Regions from separate parts of the Mus musculus genome. Here region 2 is linked to region 1. Evidence: chromatin contacts called from ENCODE Hi-C or POLR2A ChIA-PET data. All regions are on one chromosome and are shown on one strand. The core of a region is the stretch at or near the end of the contact, and the rest is flanking DNA. Distances in the headings are between cores, read along the strand shown.

The links. Hi-C counts contacts between places; a loop is a spot of excess contacts on that map. ChIA-PET counts read pairs that join two places held with the same protein, here RNA polymerase II (POLR2A).
Region 2: POLR2A ChIA-PET joins it to region 1 with 13 read pairs in Patski. The contact joins the enhancer-like site here to the promoter of Azin2 in region 1. A Hi-C loop is called at or near these places in 2 of 37 maps with a recorded cell type or tissue (left cerebral cortex and v-Abl transformed pro-B cells). POLR2A ChIA-PET finds 5 or more read pairs at or near these places in 3 of 5 experiments (Patski and embryonic stem cell).

Annotation. Positions count from the first base shown.
Region 1 is chr4:128,960,158-128,964,959 of GRCm38, forward strand. It overlaps Azin2 (antizyme inhibitor 2), which reads right to left and starts at 2,298. Exons shown (of 11, transcript NM_172875.4): 1 at 2,144-2,298; 2 at 1,927-2,047; 3 at 1,206-1,402. The coding sequence starts at 1,310.
Region 2 is chr4:129,010,034-129,014,835 of GRCm38, forward strand. It overlaps Ak2 (adenylate kinase 2), which reads left to right. Exons shown (of 7, transcript NM_016895.4): 7 at 530-1,496. The coding sequence ends at 534. Among named protein-coding and RNA genes, the nearest start is that of Ak2, 19 kb to the left of the region's middle. Within about 2 kb of position 1,923, at least 1 of the 3 ENCODE cell types and tissues checked has a DNase peak (open chromatin) inside an H3K27ac peak, as active enhancers do.

The sequences.
Region 1 (4,802 bases), core at 1,048-3,547:
AGCTAATGCCAACTATACAGACTGTCTACTCTTTCCCATCCCAAGCCTCCTGTGTTCCCACCATGCCCCCTGCCAGGTCTGGCAGGTTCTCAATTTCCTGTCATTCACCCTAAATGCTACCCCCACACTTATAAATACATATATACATACATACACATATATATGTATGGTTATACATAGTTATATATAAAATATATGTGTTATGCAAAATAGGTTTTAACCCATAACATTTAATGCTCTGGCTGCATTCTGCATGTCCTTTTAAAGCAGCAGACCTATATATACAGCTATCTGCTCCACAAAAGGCAGATACCGTGGCGTACAGCCCACTGCCAATGTCATGCAAGTGCTCTTCCCACTTGCAAGCCATGCCTGATCCTCACAGACATGGTTGAGGCTGTGGTAAACCCTTCCTGGGACTCATTTTCCTCTTCCTGCAACTTCTTTTTTTTTTTTTTAATGGATACCCATTCGGTGTTGTCCAACATAATAATTGAGGCAGAGGCCAAAGACCTTGAAAGGGCTTGGATCTGGAGAGAAACCGCCCTTAAGTAGTTACAAGTCCCTTTAATAAATGCTATATGGGACTCTACAGAATAAGTGAGTGGCCCTGGAGGCAGAGAATACAGAGCCAGCCAGAAGCAAATCAGGAAAAAGGCAACCGTAGAGGGAGGGAACCCTGAAGACAAGCCCAGCAAAGGCCCAGTGAAACAGCACCTCACATACACAGCGACTCTGCTCTAACTGAGCAGAGCGCAAGCCTGAGCATGAAGCCGGAAGTGCGGCTGGGGGTCCTGGGGCAGTGGGGAGCTGTTGTGGGATTCTGTTCCGGAGACTTGCAGCAGGTGGGAGAAACAGGAGAAGGTCCTGGGGGCTTCGGAGAGAAGAGGACCAACCACAAGGGAGGTTCTCCCGTGAAGTTCCTGGAGCTGGGTATGCCTGAGTGTAGAAGGGGAGAGCGCAAAAGGCAGGTACTCCGAAGTTCCCACCTGGAGTGCTGGGGAGACCGTGAAGGTGGAGATACTGTTCTTTTCTCAAGTCAGGAAACACAGGGAGGGCAGATGTGGGGGCAAGGACCAAGAATTGGAGATAAAGGGGACAATCTAGTAAATATCAAGTAAACAAATACCAATACCGAGAGAATGGGAGGTCTCCTACAGAGAAGAGGACAGGCAACCAACCCACACCCATTTCCATCCCCTCACCGAGGTGGCCTGGGAGGCCCCCAGAGTGAGCTCCTCCAGCAGATCCCGGGTGCTGAAGCCCTCCTCCACCATCACAAAGTCCGATTCACTCAGATAGCCAGCCATGCTGAGCAGGAGGAGCCCAGGGGCTGGAGGAAACCGCTGCCTTGGAGCACCGCTGGCTGCCTTGGCCACCGCCTTAGAAAGTATGCAACACACTGTGGGGAGAGGGAGATGGAGGAAACCGCTGGGGAACAGGCTGCATCCCTCACCTCCCCAGGCCTACGGTCCCTGCCCAGTCATGTTCTGTGCCCTTGCCCAAGCCTGAGAAGCCGAGGTTCGCTGGGAATGGTGAAGTTATGTCTGCTAGAGCCTCAATTACCCCCATCTGTTAAATGGGATTGGTTTGGAGTTCTTTTCCAGTTCTGAAATTTGAAATTGGAAGAAAAAAAATGTGGGGACAGATCTGAGAAACCTAGTTGGGGAAGTCTCCTTCCAATTGAAGGATTTCTCCAGTCCAGACTACACCTACCTAAAGGGCCAAAAAAAAAAAAAACAAAACCCGTGAGCTTGAGTTCGAGTCGGCTCTCTGCTTCATGACCTTGGGTCAGTTTCCCCATTTATAAAAGGTTGGTCCTGACACACTAAGAATGCTCTATGAGCCACGGGTGGGTTCTGTCCGCGGGACGGCTCTCTCAAGTGCAGGGCGGGGGTCCCGCACCCCAACCCCAGGCCTCCTTACCAAGCCCCGTCCTCCTTCGCGGGGGCCAGAGCCAGGCGCGCTGCTAGGGGGGGTCGCCGGTGACCTCGAAACTTGTGCAACACCCCGAGGAGGAGTGGCAATTGCGGAGCCGAGGCCCCTGCTGAGAGGAGGCAAGGGGGGCCGGGGGAAGGGTCAGCGCCCAAAGCCGAGGACGCCCGCTCCCCGAGGCTCCCCCCCAGCCATCTCCTGCACTCGCCTTAAAACGCATTTACACGGCTTCGGCCCATAGGTCTCCCCAGCGAGTGAATCGGATCCTCGGCGCCTCCGCTCGCTCGCTCCCCCCGGCTCCGGCCCCGCGGCCTGCGCCCCGCGCGCCCAGCAGCCACCGACCCCACGCCCCGCCTTGCGCCCGCCGCTCGCTTATATAAGCCCCGCCCTAGCCCCGCCCCGGTGCCCTGGCCCCGCCCCTGCCTGCTCCGTAGCCAGGGCAACCGGGTGCCGCCAGCCCATTGGTCGATTCGGACATAAAGCATTCAGCCCTGCGAGGCTGCTCCGCAAAGCTGCGCAGCTAAGCAAGCTGGCTGACTGATGTCCGCGGAGGTCCACGCGGGGAAATCCTTCGAATCCTAGGCGTCTACGTGGTCTGAGCCGCAGATCCTGCGTCCTGCGTCTCAAAAAGTGACTCCGGAAAACTTTTCTGTCCCTGGCTGAAGTCGATGGCCCCCTGCTCCTCCCCTGGTGAAGTTCTGGCTCCGCCCTTGGAGCCCAAACCTCTCCTGTCTTATTTTGTAATATGACCTTTTACTTAATCGCCTCTTCTAGGCATTTTAAACTCCCAACTCAAATGCCAGCTAAAATGTATTCAAATAGAATTTTTGTGGCTTCACGAGCTCGGGGTGATGCCTTCATTCTCAGAATCCACAAGACTCTGGTGAAATGTGGCTTCGACTCAAAGCATGTCTCCTCTTCTATACACAAATCCCTGTTCATCCATCAGAGTCCAGTGTAATATCTTCCTCTATCGGACCATCCCTGGCCCCGAAACGCAATGGGACTCACAGTCCTTGTCTCTGTCTGACCCCTCCCCTCCTTCCCTTGAGCCTTAATATCAGTTGCTGAGATACCCGCACCTGCTTTCCTTTTTTTTTTTTTTGCCTGATAAAACATCTCAGCTTTGTGCACTCCAAGGGCAGGGACTGAGAGCCGGGCTCCTTGGAGTGCTTAGCATGCGCAGGGTGTTGCTCAGAAGCTAATTCAAGAGTTCTCCGGGTAGAAGTCCGAATGCTGCTTGTCTCTGCGCATGTGGCTGCTGACTGGGAAGAGACAGAATGGAACCTTTCCGGTGCTTGGTAATGGTTACAGGTGTGTGTGTGTGTGTGTGTGTGTGTGTGTGTGTGTGTGCGCGCGCGCGCTCCTTGAGTTATACACATATGATTAATGCCCTGTTGTACCTGTTATGTATACTACGTTAAGAGTTTGCAAGTTTTAGCCGGATGTGGTGGCGCACGCCTTTAATCCCAGCACTTGGGAGGCAGAGGCAGGCGGATTTCTGAGTTCGAGGTCAGCCTTGTCTACAAAGTGAGTTCCAGGACAGCCAGGGCTATACAGAGAAACCCTGTCTCGGAAAAAAAAAAAAAAAAAAAAAAAGAGTTTACAAGTTTTAAGCCAGGCATGGTGGCCCATAGCTTTAATCCCAGCAAATCTCTTAGTTCGAAGCCAGCCTATTCTACACAGAGATCTACTACCAGAGCTACACAGAGAAATCCTGTCTCAAAAAAACAAGAAAAAAAATTACAAATTTTAAGAAAACCCTTGGTAGGGTTGGAGAGATGGCTCAGAGGTTAAGAGCACTTGTTGCTCTTTCGAAGGACCAGGTTCAATTCCTAGAACCCACGTGGGAACTCCACCTAATTCCACACCCTCATCTGACTCCCCTGATCACCAGGCACAAATGTGGTACACATATGCATGCAAGTGAAACATTCATACACATAAATCTTTTAAAAAATAAAGAAGGAAAGGAGAGCCCTTGGCATATAATAAGTACCTCATAAATGCTACTGACTTGCCAAGAATATCCCAAGTTTTATTTGGTAGAAATCTATAGAGTCTCACTTAATTAAACTGCCTTTTAATTATTGCTTGAAGTATGTCTGGGGGTGAGAATGTAGCTCAGTTAACAGAGAGCATCCTGGCATGCACCAACTAAACAGGATATGTTGGTATTGTCTATAATCACAGCATTCAGGAGTAAGAGTGGAGACAGGAGGCTTGGAAGTGTAAGGTCATCCTTGGCTACAAGGGGAGTTCAGAGCCAGCCTGGGCTACAGGGGACCTTGTCTTAAGAAAGAAAGAAACAAAACAAAGCCACTAACCCATCTGTAACATCTCCTGAAGAACAGCCAAGATGTTCTTAGAGAAAAGCAAGTCATTTCGTAAAGCCTTAACGTGTATGGGGCCCGGTTCACATCTCCATCACCAAAAAGGGGAGAGAAAAGGACTTCCTCCCCCAGATATCACAAAACATTCTATTAGGTTGTAGTCCTGAAAACAATACGGTTCTGGGGCAGGAAAAGGTAATTGAATAGTCATGTGGATGGGAAAGCTTGGTTTACAATGAAAGCAGAGTTTCATTCAGACTAGTGGAGCTGAGAGCTTGATCAGCTGTGAACATCCATACACCCGCTGGGCTGTAGTCTTTCTGAAGACAAAGGCACATCCTGTCCAACCTCAGTATCTCCCCAAGACGTATTTTACAACCTAATCAAAATAAAGTTCACAACTGAGGCCATGTGGGACCACGGAGTCGGAGAAAGCCATTTTCTGATTCTCACCTTTCCTGAGCCACCCGTGACAACTGAGCAGGCTGCCTGGCCTCCATTACCCCTGTGAACCAATTGGGTTCACACTGCTTT
Region 2 (4,802 bases), core at 673-3,172, 50 kb after region 1:
AGGGGTGGCCCTGGGCAGGACTTGCTCTGGAGCAGAGGGTTGGCTCTGTGCGGGACTTTCTCTGGAGGGGTGGCTCTGCATCCCACAGTTGACTTTTCCTGACCTAGAGCAGCTGGAAACGCTTGACCTCTAAGTCCAGGCCCCTGAGCAGTTGCTGATTGAATGTGACTGATCTCTGCACAGGCATTTGCCACCTGTCCATATACATATGTGTGTGTATATATGTGTATATACACATATATACACACACATATTACACACACACATGTGTGCACATATACCAAATGGCATGTGACATTTGGGCTTCAGGTAAGAGCTGGAAAACCTGCTCGCTGGTGGTGGTCAGGATTGTGTTTTTGCTTTAACTGCAGAGTTGTAGCCTCAGCAGGCCTGAGAGCTTTCAGAAAGCTGGCAGAGAATGTCCAGGATTTGATGCGTCTGGTTGCATGCCAGTCTTCCCTGATGTTTGTTTGTTTGTTTGTTTTTTAAAAAACCCATTTTGTTCTTTGTTGTTTCCTCTCTATTTCAGCCTAGTAACAGAAGGCCAGGCGAGACCGCACCCCTGCTCATCTCCCCGCCGTGGGATCCCTGCTCTTAGGTGCTGGGCAGAGGGAAGAGGGTGGTCATGGGAAGGAAGGATGGATGGATGGTGAGGGAGGTGGGGAGGGGCTCCTCGAGAGAAGATTGGAACAGTGGCAGTGTTATAATTAGTAAGGTTTTTTTTTTTTACACATAGATGAGAATTTTTAAAGTATAAGCAAGGGAAAAGATTAATTTAAAAAAAAAAAAAAACTGTGATTGGAGTGCATTGGTGCAGATAAGGAGACATGGTATTATTTTTAAGCAGTCAGCCTCTGCTTTTCTCTGGACCACAAAGCTAATGCTCTCTAAGAGACCTCAGCTTCTACATAAGAACCTCATGGATCCCCAGGCCCAGAGCACAGCAGTCAGGCTGGGCCTGTGCATCCCGTGCAGAGGAGGGGGCTGCTGACTGCCGGGGGCTCCCCACTCCATAAAGCGAGAAGACTGACCTGCGCGGATGGAAGAGACGGGGTGTGAGGTTATGGGTGCCGCTCAGCAGACCATCTCTCCTGGAATTGTGGGGAGCAAGGGGAAACAGATCCCACACTTAAGACTTCAGAGTTGCTTGCTCTAGTGACAAAGCCTTCAGCCACTCAGCACTCCCTAGTCTTAAAACCTTGCCTTCATTCATCCACGGGACCCTTTTAGATAACTGAACAAGGCCTAGGAGTGTAGCTCAGTGGCGTGTGTGTGCCTGGCTCTGTAAAGCCCCGGCTTCAGTCCTCTACAGGGAAGGGTTGGGGGAAAAGCTAAAATGTCTTAAGCTAAGTCATCCAAGGATTGTCCCCCTCACCTCCTGGGACTGGGATTGCCCGACAACACTGTGATGTATTTCTCAATGAGGTGCCTTTCATAACTGACCAAATGCTGCCATGTTTGGCCCCTGAGTCAATAAAATATGTTGAAAATTTGTATCCCTGTTGTGGAGTTTTTTGAGGAATTCTGGATTGACTACAAAACCAAAAAAAAAAAAAGATGTTGAACTCTGGCCCCGACTTTAAAGCTGGTTCTCATGGTTAGCTCGCTGTCCTGGGAAGTACACGTGTGCACGCCTAAGCACCCTTGCAGCTGTCGGCCTCTGTGGTGGATGACAAACCCCAGTGGTTAGTCAGTCACATACTTCGTTCCCGTCTCATCTGAAAAAGAGCCTTGGTGTTGCTGTCTTATGGCCTTAAAGTCTGTAAAAAAAAAAAAAAAAAACAAAAAAACCCAGCCCCTGGCTCAGTGCCTACCACAGCAGGCATCAGATAAACGTCGGGTCAGAACATACAGACAGCTATCTGCTTCCTGCTGGGCTGGATAATTAGGAACGGACAGCAGTCTGCAGCCTGGCAAGCCTGTGTGTGCTTCTATGAGTAAGTCACATCGCTGGCCACCTTCCCAGCGGCCGCTGTTTAGCACCCTTGGTTGCCTTTGTGTGTCCTGTTTGAAATCCGTTTACTTCCGAGCAAGAGTGGACCTCAGCCACTGGTGTAGACAGAAGCTTTTGCTCTTGGACAAGAGCCCTGCTAGTGAGGTTTCTCAGAAATGGCTGCTCTTCCCGAAACCAGAGTGAACACCACTGCTCTTCAGGCATCTTGTGACTCTGGCATATGAAGTTCTGTGCTCACTGAGCCAGCCCCGCTCCCCACCCTTGCTCCTTGTGCCCCACCTCTGGTGTTGCCTTGAGATGTCAGCAAGTCTGCTTTCTTCAGATTGTTGCATTCTTGGCTGTATGAATGTCTGAAAGTTTTTTGGCTTTTCTTGGTTGTCATGTACAACTAAGAATAAAATATCTGTCAGACCGAACTGGGAAATGGCGTGGCTAAAAAGGACAAACCGAGCAAAGACTATATGTACTGCCTTTGGTCTTAGTGACTTCATTGTATCAGGAGTGCTAAAGACAGACTGAGATGGAAATACCGCACAGGCCTCATCACCTGCTCAATTCCTGTCACCCTCACTGAGACGTTCTGCAGTGGACACCCCCGCTGCCTGCTTTACCGGTGAATAGTTCACAACAGGCCCAGTTGAAGTGCTCTCTCCAGCATGGGTTTGACCCTGTGACATTGCTGAAATGATCAGTGATGTGTGCAGCTGTGTACTAAGAAGGTCCTCCCAGCAAGAACTCTCTCTGTCCCTGCCAGTTGTAAAGACCAGGATTATGTGTCACCTCTTAGGATCTCATATGTACAGTGTACACCAGTACCAGAGCAGGACAAGGAGCAGCCTTAGAAGACCGGCTTGGCGCATCACATTTCAGGAGGAGCTCCTTCGCCATGTCTAGCCAGCCTTTCTTCCCCCTGGTGGAGAGTAAAATGGTCCCTGTCATCAGGTGTGCTCACAGGCTCACTACTTCTGCACCGGATGTCCTATGGGTCAGTGTGGCTAGCAAGGGACAAGGGAGTTCAGAGAAAGAGAAGACAGGCACTGGGGAAATCTTGCCTTCCTGGGCATCGGGAGCTGGGCTGAGGATTGTTTACCAGAAGGTCCCTTAGAAATCCCAAACCACTAAGATTGCATACACCGTTCTCTTTATTTGTATTTCCTTAACCCGTAATTTAATGCATAGAGAATGTGTGCTGTGTGGGAGGGTCTGTGTGGATTGTCCTCAGCCCTGCAAAGGTAAGTTCTGCTACCTCTCCAAGCCTTTGGAGAGGTAGCAGAACTTTGTGCGCCTTTGTGCGCTTGGAGAGTCACACCTCTGGGAACCAATAAAACCAGAGCCAGTCTGTGACGCCACACCCTCCCACCACTAAGCTAGCGGCTTTGGTGCTTGGCTAAGGATAGGCAAGAGGTTCTCAAACACTCCTAGTTCAGAAACCCGCTACTAGCCGTGAATGGGCCGAGGAATCCATGCAGGGAATGCATGCAACGGAGAAGGGCTGGGAGCCGTGCCTCTGCAGTTGAGACCTGGTCTATGTTACCGTTCTCTGTGGCTTCCTTGCTGTTGGCCCAGAGCTCTGGCCAGTTGGGTTTGTAGAGCTAAGACCACAGAGAGCCAGAGTGGGTGAGAGGAGTTGGTTTCTGTGCCTCTGGTTTGGAAGGTGTGTGCTGGCTGTCTCAGCTCTCATTGCAGCTCAGCCCTCTGTCTGGTGACACTGCATTATTCATTACCTCAGAGGAAGCACCATGCTGCCCCAACTGTGTGTGGTGGTGAGCATCCCTGTGGGAGGCTCCTGGGGGTGCCTACTCCTGGACAAGTGCCCTGGCAGAGTAGGTGGGAGTGACCTGATGGCCCAGGCCAGGTCTAGATCCTATGCAGATGACCCTCAGGCCTGAGGACAAGCAGGAAGGCGGACTGTACAGTGTTTAGAGCAGGCTGCTTAGTGCTTCTCACTTGGAGCTCCTTCCCACGGGACCCCAGTTCTCCAGCTCTGTAAAATCAGTCTGTGTATGAAAGGTTAACCTGGTGTGGTGTAGCACACCTAGAATTTCTGCACAAGGAAACGTCATCCTCCGCTGTCAAGTTTGAGGCCAGCCTGCGGTGTGGGAGATTAAATCCAAACAAATGAAAGATAAAGTCAGACATTTACTGATGAACCATAAATATTTTTTTTAGATGTATTTATTTATCATATGTAAGTACACTGTAGCTGTCTTCAGACACACCAGAAGAGGGCATCAGATCCCATTACAGATGGTTGTGAGCCACCATATGGGTGCTGGGATTTGAACTCAGGACCTCCAGAAGAGTAGTCAGTGCTCTTAACCACTGAGCCATCTCTCCAGCCCGAACCATTAGTATTTTAAAAACAGTTCTTCGGACTAATGAGAGAGCTCAGACAATATTGTGGAAGTTCTGAGGCTCCGAATTTCATTCACATCCATGCAAAAAGCTGGGCGTGATGTGCCATTGTGATCTCCGTGCTCCGAGGTAGGACAGGCAGATCTCAGGGGGCTCACTAGCTAGCCTGCCTTGCTTAGTTGGTGAACCCCAGGTCCCAGTGAGAGACAGGCTCACAAAGGGCGGTGGGAGCTGGAGGCACGGCTCTGCTATGTAGCCTTCTGGCAACTCCTGCTGCAGGTGGCTCAGACTGCCTATAACTGCAGCCCCCGGGTCTCCCTCACGCACCCACCCACACAGGCACAGTGCACATACTTGAAAAACTTTTTATTTTTTTAAAAAAGGTACTACTGAGAAACACCTGAGGCTGACCTTTAACCTTCACAAGTGTGTGTGTGTGTGTGTGTGTGTGTGTGTGTTCACAACACAAATAAAAAAAACTAAAATTAAAAAC